Regions from separate parts of the Homo sapiens genome. Here region 1 is linked to region 2. Evidence: read pairs that join two places in POLR2A ChIA-PET (ENCODE). Cell type or tissue: K562. All regions are shown on one strand. Links, peaks and the distances in the headings refer to the core of each region. The heading gives the core; the rest is flanking DNA. Region 1 overlaps DDB1 (damage specific DNA binding protein 1). Region 2 has its middle 7.1 kb from the start of TMEM216.

What was found. Peaks named below come from ENCODE experiments on the same cell type or tissue, not always from the same donor. Only the 100,000 strongest peaks of a DNase experiment are listed, where the experiment ranks them.
Region 1: POLR2A ChIA-PET joins it to region 2 with 6 read pairs; 15 of 35 experiments call an interaction of 5 or more read pairs at or near these places.

What each region holds. Positions count from the first base shown.
Region 1 is chr11:61,314,516-61,318,515 of GRCh38, reverse strand. It overlaps DDB1 (damage specific DNA binding protein 1), which reads left to right. Exons shown (of 27, transcript NM_001923.5): 11 at 1,949-2,024; 12 at 2,123-2,231. Among named protein-coding and RNA genes, the nearest start is that of DDB1, 17 kb to the left of the region's middle. In K562, for the core only: no CTCF peak of the experiment used is centred there; no DNase peak of the experiment used is centred there.
Region 2 is chr11:61,380,289-61,390,653 of GRCh38, reverse strand. No RefSeq gene overlaps it. Among named protein-coding and RNA genes, the nearest start is that of TMEM216, 7.1 kb to the left of the region's middle. RefSeq lists a silencer at 4,831-4,990. In K562, for the core only: CTCF peaks have their summits at 4,900 (motif pointing right) and 5,544 (motif pointing right); DNase peaks (open chromatin) are centred at 4,893 and 5,583.

The DNA of each region.
Region 1 (4,000 bases), core at 1-4,000, 69 kb after region 2:
CCTGAGAAATGCACATTAACACCAAACAGCAGTACTCTACTAGATGACCAAAATCCAGAAGTTTGACCACACATTATGTTGGTCGGGCTGTGAGAAAATAAACATGCTTGTGCATCCTCTATAGAAGGGAATTGGGCAATATCAAAGACAGCAGTTAGCGATTTACTTAGTAGTCCCAGTTCTGAGCCTCTACCTGACCTTTATATGTATAAAGTGACATAAAAATACAAGCTTATTTCTTGTGGCATTGTATGTTATAGCAAAATACTGAATAAATATAATGAGAAGGGATTTGTTAATCTGCATAATTTAATAATTATAGATAAATGATTTACACAATTAAATACTGTGTTCTGATAAGGGCTTCAAGCATATATTGTTCAATGAAAGAACAAGGTGCCAAATAGTGCATGATAGACTATTTTATATTTGCATTTGTTTGTAATACTCTATTTCCTTAAAGTAAAAAAAATTAAGCTTAGTGTTGCATAGTGGGCCTGTAGTCCTTACTGTTCAGGAGGCTGAGGTGGGAGGATCACTTGAGCCCAGGAGATCGAGGCCAGACTGGAGCAACATAGCAAGATCCTCCCACACCCCATCTCTTTACCAGAAGGCTAAACAAGATGCCTTTATTGATTACTTGTTTGGGGGATGGGTTGGAGGGAGGTATGGGAATGAGACTTTTCTGTGTACTTTTAAAAAATAAATTTAGGCTGGGTACAGTGGCTCACACCTGTAATCCCAGTACTTTGGGAGACCGAGTGGGCAGATCATGAGGTCAGGAGATCGAGACCATCCTGGCTAACACGGTGAAATCCTGTCTCTACTAAAAATAGAAAAAATTAGCCAGGCGTGGTGACACGCACCTGTAGTCCCAGCTACTCAGGAGGCTGAGGCAGGAGAATCGCTTGAACCCGGGAGGCGGAGGTTGTAGTGAGCCGAGATCGTGCCATTGCACCCCAGTCTGGGTGACAGAGCAAGACTCCGTCTCAAATAAATAAGTAAATAAATAAATAAATAAATTTAGACTTTGGGTCATGGAAATGTATATCCAATCCCAAATTTAAAATAGGCTCAAAACAGCTTTAAAATTATCTAACTTTTGGCCCGGCGTGGTGGCTCACGCCTGTAATCCCAGCACTTTGGGAGGCCAAGGTGGCGGATCACGAGGTCAGGAGATCGAGACCATCCTGGCTAACATGGTGAAACCCTGTCTCTACTAAAAATACAAAAAATTAGCCAGGTGTGGTGGCGGGCACCTGCCTTCCCAGCTACTCGGGAGGCTGAGGCAGGAGAATGGTGTGAACCCGGGAGGTGGAGCTTGCAGTGAGCTGAGATCGGGCCACTGCACTCCAGCCTGGTGACAGAGCGAGACTCCGTCTCAAAAAAAACAAGCAAACAAACAAAACAAAACTATTTAACTTTTTAGAGCCTTAAAACCAAGAAGGAGCAGAGAGGGGGTTCCAGCTCAGGACTCCATGTTCCAGCCCTTCCAGTGGTGTCAGGCTGCCATGTCTATATATATATATATATATATATATATATATATATATATATATATATATATATCTATCCTTTTTTTTTTTTTTTTTTTTTGAGACAGGATCTTGCTGTGTCACCCAGGCTGGAGTGCAATGACATGATCATAGCTGCAGCCTCTTTCTCCTAATCTTAAGCAATCCCCCCACCTCAGCCTCCCATGTAGCTGGGACTATAGTTTTGTGCCACCACACCTAGCAAGTTCTTTTGTATTTTTAGCAGGGACAAGGTCTCTCCATTTTGCCCAGGCTGGTCTAGAACTCCTGGTTCCAAGCAGTCCTCCTGCCTCTGCCTTCCCAAGTGTTGAGATTATAGGCATGAGCCACTGCCCCTGGCCTGCCCTGTCCGTAGATATGCATGCTAAGTGTTGGTCTGTCCTATGCATCTGAATCCTTGGTCCTTGTTCCAGGATTATGGCCACTGCGGTCTGACCCTAATCGTGAGACTGATGACACTTTGGTGCTCTCTTTTGTGGGCCAGACAAGGTAAGGATGGGTCTAGTGCCAGCTGTAGGTGCTGGTGAGAAGGTTGTGAGGTGGGGAAGCTGGTCCCAGGCTGACCCAGGCCCTCCATTCTGCTGCAGAGTTCTCATGTTAAATGGAGAGGAGGTAGAAGAAACCGAACTGATGGGTTTCGTGGATGATCAGCAGACTTTCTTCTGTGGCAACGTGGCTCATCAGCAGCTTATCCAGGTGATAACTGAGAAAGGGGCAGGTGTTACCATATACTTGAATTGACCTAGATGCAGTACAGAGCACCACTGGATTTTAAAACAACCAATTTTTATGGCTCCAAAAATAATGTAAAAATTCTAGGGAAAAAATTACAGATAATCCACTACTCAGAGATCACAACTCTTAACCTTAGAGTTGCTCCTTTTAGCTTTATTTTTCTTCTGCAAATGTCTGTGTATTTATTTACATTTTCTTTTATAGACTCGGGTCATTATATATATAAACATAAAAATATAGTTTCGGATCCTATTTTAGCACTAATTATATCTTCCGAGACACTCAAATTTTTTCCCTTTGTTAAACTAGTGATACATCCTTATTTATAAAATTAGAAAATGCCAAAATGCACAAAAAAAGAAAAAATCATGATGCTACCATCCAATATGACTCTTGGCAGCCCTTTCCACATACTAATTATAACCGAAGCTTACCCTATTCTGATCCTTACTTTCAATCTATCTGCAATACGGGGGCAGATAGCCTTCTGGCATATTGTTATCCACGAGAGCCTCATTTCTGACACCCTTCCACCCCTCAGCAATTTTTTGAAGTTTGGAGTGACCCTGACATCCTTCAGCTTTTAGCACTCTCTCCTTACCTTCTGAGCTGTTCTTCACTCTGTGGCCAGAGTCTGTCTTGCCTTTGGTGGGTAGGGCACTGGAGTGCCTAAGGATTAATGAACTGTCTCTGTCTTTTTATCCACCTGGTTTTCCTTTTAGCCACCTGGCAGTGGTAGATTGGTAAAACCGGAGGGAAAGTTCTGTCAGTTTGCAGACCAAGTGTGGGACGTGCCCAGATACTGAGTCATTGCTTTGTCAGTGTTATCTAACTATTGGCCTGAAGACTGGCACCAGCTCACCTATTTATTATTAAAGAGCTTTCATCCTTATATATAAACTCAATTGTGCTAGGTAAGATGAATGAATAGATAACAGTGTCACCAACCTACTTCCTGTTTTATTTCAGTGATAAATTTATACAATATATTTCTATACAATTTTGTAATCTTTACTAAGGAACTTTAAATAATTTAAATGGCTCATACACAGTAAAGAACTTAGATATTTTAGAGGTCTGATTTGGGGGTTGAGAAAAACTGCTAAGACTGGTGGTCACAGTCAACATGGTGGCTCACGCCTGTAATCCCAGCACTTTGGGAGGCCAAGGCAGGTGGATCATGAGGTCAGGAGTTCAAGATCAGCCTGGCCAACATGGTGAAACCCCATCTCTACTCAAAAAACAAAAGTTAACCAGGCATGGTGGCATGCGCCTGTAATCGCAGCTACTTGGGAGGCTGAGGCAGGAGAATGGCTTGAACCTGGGAGGCGTAGGTTGTGGTGAGCTGAGATTGCACCACTGCACTCCAGCCTGGGCAACAGAGAGAGACTCTGTCCCAAAAAAAAAAAAAAAAAAAAAAAAGCCAAAAAACTGGTGGTCACAGGGTCTTACTCTATTCATATCTTCCCACAGGATGCAGTTTGTATTACCCAAGTAAGTCTCAATTAGAATGAAATAGGCCTTTTCCCCACCAGCTGTAGGTTTGTAAGCTGTAAGCTACTTTTAAGCTGGCCTCCTTCAGGCATTCATGCAAAAATGACATCTATTGTAATCATTAGCAGGACTTTGGGGAATAAGAAATAGAAGCCTCATGTAGCTTATTCGTAGGGCTCTATTAGGGCTGCATTTACCACCTTTCCACTCCTGTGTGGACCCTGGCAGATGCTTGG
Region 2 (10,365 bases), core at 3,032-7,031:
TACAAAATTAGCCGGGCATGATGGCACATGCCTCTAATCCCAGCTACTTGGGGGGCTGAGGCATAAGAATCGCTTGAACCTGGGAGGCGGAGGTTGCAGTGAGCTGAGACCAAGCCATTGCACTCCAGCCTGGGCAACAAGAGTGAAACTATGTCTCAAAAGAAAAACAAAGAAAGTGGGCCAGCTGCTTGTTTTTGTAAATAAAAGTTCTTTGGAGAACGTCATCATGGTCACTTACTTACATGTTATTATATATTGCAGCTTTCATGCTATTATGGCAATGTTAAGTAGTTGCAACAGAGACCACATGGCCCACAGCCTTAAATACCATCTGACCCTTTAAGAAAAAGTTGGCTAATCTATGTCAGAGTATGCCACAACTTCATAGATGCCAAAAGCTGACAGTGAGGCCAAATTACTTATGGCAAACAGCAGGAACATCAGCATGGCAACCTGGGGGCCCCCTGCTCCCAAGTCCTATGAGTGACACAATGACCCCAGATGGTGCTGCACTCAAGGAGTTATGCCACAGCTTGGTGGAGCCCAGAGCCAAAGGCTCAGTACCCTTTTTAGCAAGCAGCAAATAAAGCCAGGCCCTTTCCACTGGGGAGGGAGAAATTATACTATCATCACACTATAGTCACTTTGGTCTACTTAATTGCTTCTGTGCTCAGTATCAGGAGACAGACTTTCTGGTTTGACATAGTAAGAACATGCAGGGATGCTTAGGACCCATGCAAGACTGTCCCAACAGCCAGTGCCCTTGCTAAATTGATTATTTCTAGGAGGCTTGTTATGTACATGATCACATCATCAGTAAATAAAGACATTTTTACTTCCTTCTCAATCTCTATACCTTCAATTTCTTTTTCTTGCCTTATTGCACTGGCCAGGACTGGCAGTGTAATGTTGACTATAAGTGGTGATGATGGATAGTCTTGTCTTGTTCCTAACCTCAGGGGAAGCGTTCAATATCTCACCATTAATATGGTGGCTATAGATTTTTTTTGTAGATACTCTTTATCAGATTAAGAAAGTCCCTTATTATCCTAGTTTGCTAAAAGGCTTATGATATATTTTATTAAGTGTGTTCTCTTAATCCGTTGAGAGGACTATATGATTTTTCTCCTTTATTCTGCTAATATGAATTACATTGATTTTCAGAGGTATGACCAACCATGTCTTCCTGGAAAAAATAAAAAACCCATTTGCTTATGAGACTGTACAGAAAAAACTTAACATAGCAGACCTGAGGCTGCTGTCTTTGGAGAGGCCCAACTGCAAGGTTGACCCTTGCCTGGCGTAAGGGAACTTGGCTTTTGGTAGTGTTCCCACCAGTTTAAAGTGGCTCACAGTGCCTAAACTGTACAAACAATGTGGCTTATGCTAAATACCTGTTCTCCTTCTCAGAGTCTGGAGTTTTGAAACATGTTAGGCAGAGGGTGCCTTCATGATCAGCTCCCAGTAAAAACCTTGGGGGCTGGGTCCAGTGGCTCATGCCTGTAATCCCAGCACTTTGGGAAGCTGAGGCAGGAGGATCAATAGAGCTCAGGAGTTCAAGACCAGCCTGGACAACACAGTGAGACCCTGTCTCTACCCAAACAAAAAAATTTAGCCAGGCATGGTGGTGCACACCTGTAGTCCCAGTTACTTCGGAGGCTGAGGCAGGAAGATTGCTTGAGCCCAAGAGGTAGAGGGAAGAGGCTGCAGTGAACCATAACTGTTTAAAAAAATAAAAATAAAAAAAATAAAACTTGGACCCTGAGTCTCAAGTGAGCTTTCCTAGTAGACAACATTGCACATATGTTATCAGAATTTGTTGCTGGAGGAATGATGAACGTCTTGTGTGATTCCCCCTGAGATAGACCTCTTGGAAGCATGCTGCTAGTTTCTCCTTGACTGTGCCTCATGTATCTTTTCCCTTTGTTGACCTTGCTTTGTATTTCACTGTAATAGATCAGAGGCATGAATACACCTGTATGCTGGGTCCCATAAGTCCTTATAGCAAATCATCCAAACTGGGTGTGATCTTGGAGACCCCTGACACAGATATGTTATCCTTTTTATATGTCACTGGATTTCATTTGCTAATTTTGTTCAGGTTTTACATATGTATCATGAGAGAGATTGGTCTGTAATTTAACTTTGTCAAGGACCTTGTCAAGGGTGGGTATTAAGGTTAAGGTGGCTTCATCCAATAAAGCGAAAGGTATTTCTTCTTTTTCTATTCTCCGGAAGAGATAGTGTAAGCTAGGTAATATTTCTTCTTCAAGTATTTGAAAGAATACACTGATGAAGCCATCTAAACCTAAATTTTTTTTTTGGTGGGGGGGAGTTTAAAATAATGAAATCCCTGTACTATATATAAGAACATTCAGATATTCTACTTCTCGAGTAAGGTTTGGGTGAATTTGTGTTTGCATAAACCTTGAATAAGGTTTGGGTAAATCATTTTGTATACATTTCCAGATGTATTGGTGTGAAGGTTTTCATAACATTCCTCAATTCTTTTTTTTTCTGTATTATAAGTCAGTAGTCAGGCTGGGCGCAGTGGCTCATACCTGTAATCCCAGCACTTTGGGAGGCCAAGGCAGGCGGATCACTTGAGGTCAGGAGTTCAAGACAGCTTGGCCAACATGGTGAAACCCCATTTGTGCTAAAAATACAAAAAAATTAGCCAGGTGTGGTGGTGCATGCCTGTAGTCCCAGCTATTTGGGAGGCTGAGGCAGGAGAATCGCTAGAACCCAGGAGGTGGAGGTTGCAGTGAGCCAAGATCATGCCACTGCACTCCAGCCTGGCAACAGAGCGAGACTCTGTCTAAAGAATAATAATAACTAATTAATTTTTAAAAATTAAAAAAGTCACCAGGCAATCCTTAAATATTACTTAATGGATGTAAGAACTGCAGTGATGTCCCTTTTCTTTCATATTTTTTTCTTCAATAGTTTTGATAGGTGTTTATCAATTTTATTAACGTTTTATTTTTGTTTTTTATTTTTTTTTATGAGACAGGGTCTCACTCTATCGCCCAGGCTGCAGTGCAGTGGCACGATCTTGGCTCACTGCAACCTCTGCCTCCCAGGCTCAAGCAATTCTCGTGCCTCAGCCTCCTAAGTAGCTGGGACTACAGGCATGCACCACCACACCTGGCTAATTTTTTTTTTTTTTTTTTTGAGACGGAGTCTTGCTCTGTCGCCCAGGCTGGAGTGAAGTGGTGCGATCTCGGCTGGCTGCAAGCTCCGCCTCCCAGGTTCACGCCCTTCTCCTGCCTCAGCCTCCCGAGTAGCCGACTACAGGCACCCGCCACCATGCCCAGCTAATTTTTTTTGCATTTTTAGTAGAGACGGGGTTTCACCGTGTTAGCCAGGATGGTCTCGATCTCCTGACCTCATGATCTGCCCGCCTCAGCCTCCCAAAGTGCTGGGATTACAGGTGTGAGCCACTGCTCCCGGCTTTTTTTTTTTGTATTTTTAGTAGAGACAGGGTTTTGTCATGTTGCCCAGGCTGGTCTCGAACTGGTGAGCTCAGGCAGTCCACCTGCCTCGACCTCCCAAAGTGCTAGGATTACAAGCATCAGCCACCATGCCTGGTTTCTTATTATTATTATTATTATTATTTTATTTTTTTGAGACAGAGTCTTGCTCTGTCACCCAGGCTAGAGTGCAGTGGTGTGATCTCGGCTCACTGCAGCCTCCGCCTCCTGGGTTCAAGCAGTTCTCCTGCTTCAGCCTCCCGAGTAGCTAGGATTACAGGCGCCCACCACTGCGCCCGGCTAATTTTTGTATTTTTAGTAGAGATGGGGTTTCACCATGTTGGCCAGGCTGGTCTCGAACTCCTGACCTCATGATCCACTCGCCTCGGCCTCCCAAAGTGCTAGGATTGCAGGTGTGAGCCACCGTGCCCAGCCTTATTAATTTTTTTAAAAACAGCTTTCGACTTTCTTTTTCTTCATCGTATAAAATTTGTTTTCTATTTTACAAATTTCTGCTCTTTATAATTTCCTTCTTCTTACTTTCTTTAGGTTTTTTGTTTTGTTTTGTTTTGTTTTTGTTTTTGTTTTTTGAGACAGAGTCTGACTCTGTTGCCCAGGCTGGAGTGCAGTGGTGCGATCTCAGCTCACTGCAGCCTCCACCTCCTGGGTTCAAAGGAATTCTCCTGTCTTAGCCTCCCAAGTAGCTGAGATTGCAGGTGTGTGCCACCACACCCAGATAATTTTTGTATTTTTAGTGGAGATGAGGTTTCACCATGTTGCCCCCAGGCTGATCTTGAACTCCTAACCTCAAGTGATCTACCCGCCTCAGCCTCCCAAAGTGCTGGGACTACAGGCATGAGCCACTGCGCCCAGCTGGGTTCAAAGTGTTTTCTAATTTCCCTTATGATTTCTTCTTTGACCCATGGGCTATTTATAAGTGTATTTTATTTTATTTATTATTTTATTTTATTTTATTTTATTTTATTTTATTTTATTTTATTTTATTTTATTTATTTTAAGACAGACTCTCTGTTGCCCACGCTGCGGTGCAATGGTGCGATCTCAGCTCACTGCCACCTGTGCCTTGCAGGCTCAAGCTATTCTCATGCATCAGCCTCCCGAGTAACTGGGGCTACAGGTGCGTGCCACCACGCCTGGCTAATTTTTGTATTTTTAGTAGAGGTGGGGTTTTGCCATGTTGCCCAAGCTGGTCTGGAATTCCTGAGCTCGAGTGACATGGTATAGGCGTGAACCACCGTGCCCAGCCTTATTTAATTTCTGAATATTTAGTGGTTTCCTAGTATGGCAGTTATCAACACTGCCTCAGCTCCAGATTCACTCTCAGTACCTGTTCTGTTCCATGATAACCGGATCGACGCTAAGCATTTATCCCGTACAGTGAGTACAGTGTTAAGCTTTGTCAGCAGAGGGCACTAGAGGGCTATTGCAGAAACAAAGAGGCTCTCCCGGGTTCCAGTGTGCAGCCTTCGGATTTTTCTAAGGAAACCATGGATGTCAACTATGACCGTGATTAGTTACAAAAATGATCAGTTACAAAAACGAGGACTGTAGCAGCGATGCATATTCTTCTTTGCTTCTTACATGCATGTGTTTATTTGTATGTACTGACCATGTCTTTTGCCTCCCTTTGTTATTTTATGTGCAAATTGTTGGAGGTCAACTTTACAATCTAGTTTTTAGGTAATAGACACAGGTAATAGTTTTTAGGTAATAGTTTTTAGGTAATAGGGATCACGACAAATCTGTGGAGTAATCTAGCCAGCTATGGATACAGTGACTGTTTGGACTGTGTGTCTTATCATTTGGGGGAAGGCTGAGAACTTCACTTTTAGAGAGGAGATATCTTGTTAGTAGGAATGTAGCTACTAAGGGAGTTCAAAATTTGTGTAAAGAGTGCATATGGTAGTGGAGTAGCTGGAAGAATGGTTTCTGCCAGTTACCTATTTTTTGCCTCTCAGCTTCATTATTTACCTACCCTTCGGTGTCTGTTAAGCGATAACTAGACTCGAAGCATTTCTCCCTACAATGAGTACAATGTTAGGCTTTGTCAGCAGAGGACGCTAGAAGGACATTGCAGGAAGGAAAGGGCTTGTCTTCTGGTTCCAGTGCACTCCAGCTAGGGGCCTTGCTCCATCGTCCATCAGCAGGGCACGCCTTGGGAGATCTGCTGGTGTTCCACTCCAGCTGCACACCCAAAGCCGGCACTCCCTTGGCAACTTTGCCGATCTGGTCTAGGCCCCGTGACCAACTTGCTGTGGACTCCTTGTCATGGTTGCCGCTTACTCCAGGCCTTCCACCTGGGGCAGCTCCCTAACTCTGTGCACCTGCCCCCTAGTCTTGGCTTACCTATGCCATGGATGGTTTTCCCCAAAGCCCTCCAGGCATGGACAACGTGCGGTCAAGGCTGTGCCCCAACTTCCTCTGTGCGTCTGCTCACCAATCTGAGTTCTTCTGCATCCCAGAGGGTTGATTCCCATCCTCCATATCCTGTGTGGACACCATGCACTCCAAGCACATGGGGCATTCCAGCTCTTTTGATGCATCTGTCTGACAGCTGGGGCTCACCTGCGACCTGGAAGGTTGTTTCCTAGGGGCCTCCCAATGCGGGTGCTATGTGCTCTGGGCAGGTGGTGTTGCTATGTGCTCTGGGCAGGTGGTGTCCCCATGTGCTCTAAGCACCTGCCTACCAGCCTTAGCTTGCTTTTGGCCTGGAGGGTTGTTTCTTGCCTGGCAACTGTGAAACAGCTCTGGCCTGGGCTAATCAGTGAACTTCACACTGCCCAGTGAGTGGCATGCAGTGAAGTCTGAACCCCTGCCTTGGGGGTGGGGACCCTACTGAGTTTGCCCTTCCTTGGGTACTTCCCTCTTTACTTCCTTATAATTCCTCTCTTATTATAGTTTAATACTTTTTTACTTTTTCTATTTTTTTTTTTAATTTTTTTGAGACAGGGTCTTGCTCTGTTGCCCAGGGCTGGAGTGCAGTGCTGCAGTCATAGCTCACTGCAGCCTTGACCTCCTGGACTCAAGCAATCCTTCTGCCTCAGCCTCCCAAGTAGCTAGGACTACAGGCACATGTCACCATGCCTAGCTAATTTTTTCTTTTTAATAGAGACAAGGTCTTGCTATATTGTCCAGCCTGGTCTCAAACTCCTGGTCTCAAGTGATCCTCCTGCTTCAGCCTCCCTAAGTGCTGGGACCGGCTGGGCATAGTGACTCACTCCTGTAATCCCAGCATTTTGGGAGGCCGAGGCAGGCGGATCAGTTGAGGTCAGGAGTTCGACATCATTCTGGCCGACATGGTGAAACCCCGTCTCTACTAGAAATACAAAAATTAAACAGGAGTGGTGGCACATGCCTGTAATCCCAGCACTTTGGGAGGCTGAAGTGGGATGATTGCTTGAGTTGCTTGAGGCCAGGAGTTTGAGACCAGCCTGGTCAACATAGTGAGACCTTCATCTTACTAGAAAGAAAAAATAGAAAAAAATTAAAAATAATCTTTATGTTTACCTAAATACTATCTTTTTTTTTTTTTTTTTTTTTGAGATGGAGTCTCACTCTGTCACCCAGGTTGGAGTGCAGTGTCGAGGTTTCAGCTCACTGCAAACTCCACCTCCCGGGATCAAGCGATTTTCCTGCCTCAGCCTCCCGAGTAGCTGGGATTACAGGCATGTGCCACCACACCCAGCTAATTTTTGTATTTTTAGTAGAGACAGGGTTTCTCCATGTTGGCCAGGCTGGTCTCCAACTCCTGACCTCAGGTGTTCCGCTTCGGCCTCCCAAAATGCTGGAATTACAGGCGTGAGCCACCGTGCCTGGCCTATCTTTTGTTTGTTTGTTTGTTTGTTTGTTTTGAGACAGAGTTCAGGCTGGAGTGCAGTGGCGTGATCTCGACTCACTGCAACTTCTGCTTCCTGGGTTCAAGTGATTCTCCCTCTGCAGCCTCCCGAGTAGCTGGGATTACAGGCATGGGCCACCATGCCTGGCTAATTTTTTTGTGTGTTTTTAGTAGAGACAGGGTTTTGCCATGTTAGTCAGGCTGGTCTGGAACTCCTGACCTCAAGTGATTCACCTGCCTTGGCCTACCAAAGTGCTGGGATTACAGGTGTGAGCCACTGTGCCCCGCCTTAATGTTTCTTATAGTGCAGCACTAATTCTCTTAGTTTTCTTTTATTTGAAAATGTTTTTATTTCAGCTTCATTTTTTTTAAATTTTTAAATTTTGTTTTATTTTTAGTAGAGATGGGGTTTCACTATATTGGCCAAGGTAATCCTGAACTCCTGACCTCAGGTGATTCACCCACCTCGGCCTCCCAAAGTGCTGGGATTACAGGCATGAACCACTGCACCCAGCCCGAGGTTGCCTGTCTTTTAATTTACTGAGATAATATTTTCTTTTCTTTCTTTCTTTCTTTTTTTTTTTTTTTTTGAGACGGAGTCTCGCTATAGCCCAGGCTGGAGTGCAGTGGTACCATCTCAGCTTACTACAACCTCTGCCTCCCGGGTTCAAGCGATTCTCCCGCCTCAGGCTCCCGAGTAGCTGGGACTATAGGCACATGCCACCACGCTCGGCTAAGTTTTGTATTTTTAGTAGAGACGGGGTTTCACCATATTGTTCAGGCTGATCTTGAACTCCTGATCTCAGCTGATCCGCCCGCCTGGGCCTCCCAAAGTGCTGGGATTATAGGCGTGAGCCACTGTGCCCAGCTTTGAGATAATATTTTCATTGATGCTTTCATATCCTTGTTTGTTAATTCCGATATCTGGACCATCTCTTTGGTGGCACTTGTAAATGTTGGAGACTCTGGTTTCAGTTACTTTTCCCCAAAGAGTGATGTTTTTTAATTTTATCAGGCGGTTAGCTCAGTTACATATATACTACAGTCACCCTTATTGAGTTGGCAGCTCCAATTTTCAGTTTAGATCTTTTTTATTTTATTTTATTTTATTTTTAGAGATTGGGGGGTGGTTCCTCACTATGTTGCCTACACTGGTCTTGAACTCCTGGCTTCAGCCTCCTGAGTAGCTGGGATTATAGGCGCAAGACACCACACCTGGCCACTTTAGATCTTCTGTCTTTAACTGAGCTGCGTGGAGTCTGAGTTCCCTATGTGGGGTTCAGAGCTTGGGCGGAGGTGTGGGCAGACAGAATGTGGGGATTTCCCTCTCTGGCTCTTTCCCTTCTAAGATTCCCATCTTCCTCTCTAGTGGTTTCAGTTGCACACACGCAGGACCCTGTTTCAATATTGAGAAAGAGGCCGGGCGCAGTGGCTCATGCCTGTAATCCTGGCACTTTGGGAGGCTGAGGCGGGCGGATCACGAGCTCAGGAGTTCGAGACCAGCCTGGCCAACATGGTGAAACCCCGTCTCTACTAAAAATACAAAGAAATTAGCCGGGCATGGTGGCGGGCGCCTGTAATCCCAGCTATTCGGGAGGCTGAGGCAGGAGAATTGCATGAACCCGGGAGGTGGAGGTTGCAGTGAGCCGAGATCGGGCCACTGCACTCCAGCCTGCGTGACAGAATGAGACTCCGTCTAAAAAAAAAAAAAATTGAGAAGGAAAAAAATCTTTTATCTGAGGAATATGGGTCTCTTTAAATTGTCAGGCTCGGCTGGGCGTGGTGGCTCACGCCTGTAATCCCAGCACTTTGGGAGGCCGAGACGGGCGGATCACGAGGTCAGGGGATCGAGACCATCCTGGCTAACAAGGTGAAACCCCGTCTCCACTAAAAAATACAAAAAAAATTAGCCAGGCGTGGTGGCGGGCGCCTGTAGTCCCAGCTACTCGGGAGGCTGAAGCAGGAGAATGGCGTGAACCCGGGAGGCGGAGCTTGCAGTGAGCCGAGATCGCGCCACTGCACTCCAGCCTGGGGGTCAGAGCGAAACTCCGTTTAAAATAAATAAATAAATAAATTGTCAGGCTCAGAAAGATGTTTAAAAACATAGCCACGGTCACGTCTCATTCCCTCTTGAGAAAAATAATTACCTCTTGAAGCCACTTGCTATGTGGACTCTAGACTAACTGACACCAAGCTGCCATAAAATACCATAAACCCTATAGTTCAACAAGGTATAGCCAATCACGAACCAATGTTCCTTCTGCAAATCAATGATAATTCCTGACGAACAATTTTATAACCACCTCCTTTCTTAATTAGCTTGGTTTAATTTTTTTTTTTCTGTCGAGACAAGGTTTTGCTCTGCCGCCTAAGCTGGGGTACAGTGGTGCAATCACAGCTCGCTGCAGCCTCAACCTCCTGGACACAAGCAATCCTCCCACCTCAGCCTCCCGAGTAGTTGGGACTACAAATGCACACACCACCACACCCAGCTAATTTTTAAAATTTTTATGTAGAGGCCGGGTGCAGTGGCTCAAGCCTGTAATCCCAGCACTTTGGGAGGCTGAGGCGGGCGGATCACGACCTCAGGAGATCGAGACCATCCTAACACAGTGAAACCCCGTCTCTACTAAAAATACAAAAAATTAGCCGGGCGTGGTGGTGGGCGCCTGTAGTCCCAGCTACTCAGGAGGCTGAGGCAGGAGAATGGCATGAACCCGGGGGGCGGAGCTTGCAGTGAGCCAAGATCGCACCACTGCACTCCAGCCTGGGTGACAGAGCAAGACTCCGTCTCAAAAAAAAAAAAAGAAAGAAAAAAAAAATTTTATGTAGAGATGGGAGTTTTCCTATGTTGCCCAGGCTGGTCTTGAACTCCCAGATTCAAGTGATCCACCCTTCTCAGTCTCCCAAAGTCCTGGGATTACAGGCATTAGCCACTGCATCTGGCCAGAACTTTGCTCTTGAATACACTGTCTTTAAAACACATTCTGACCCTCTTGATTATTTTAAGTTAATGATAGTTTGTCTATTTCTTCC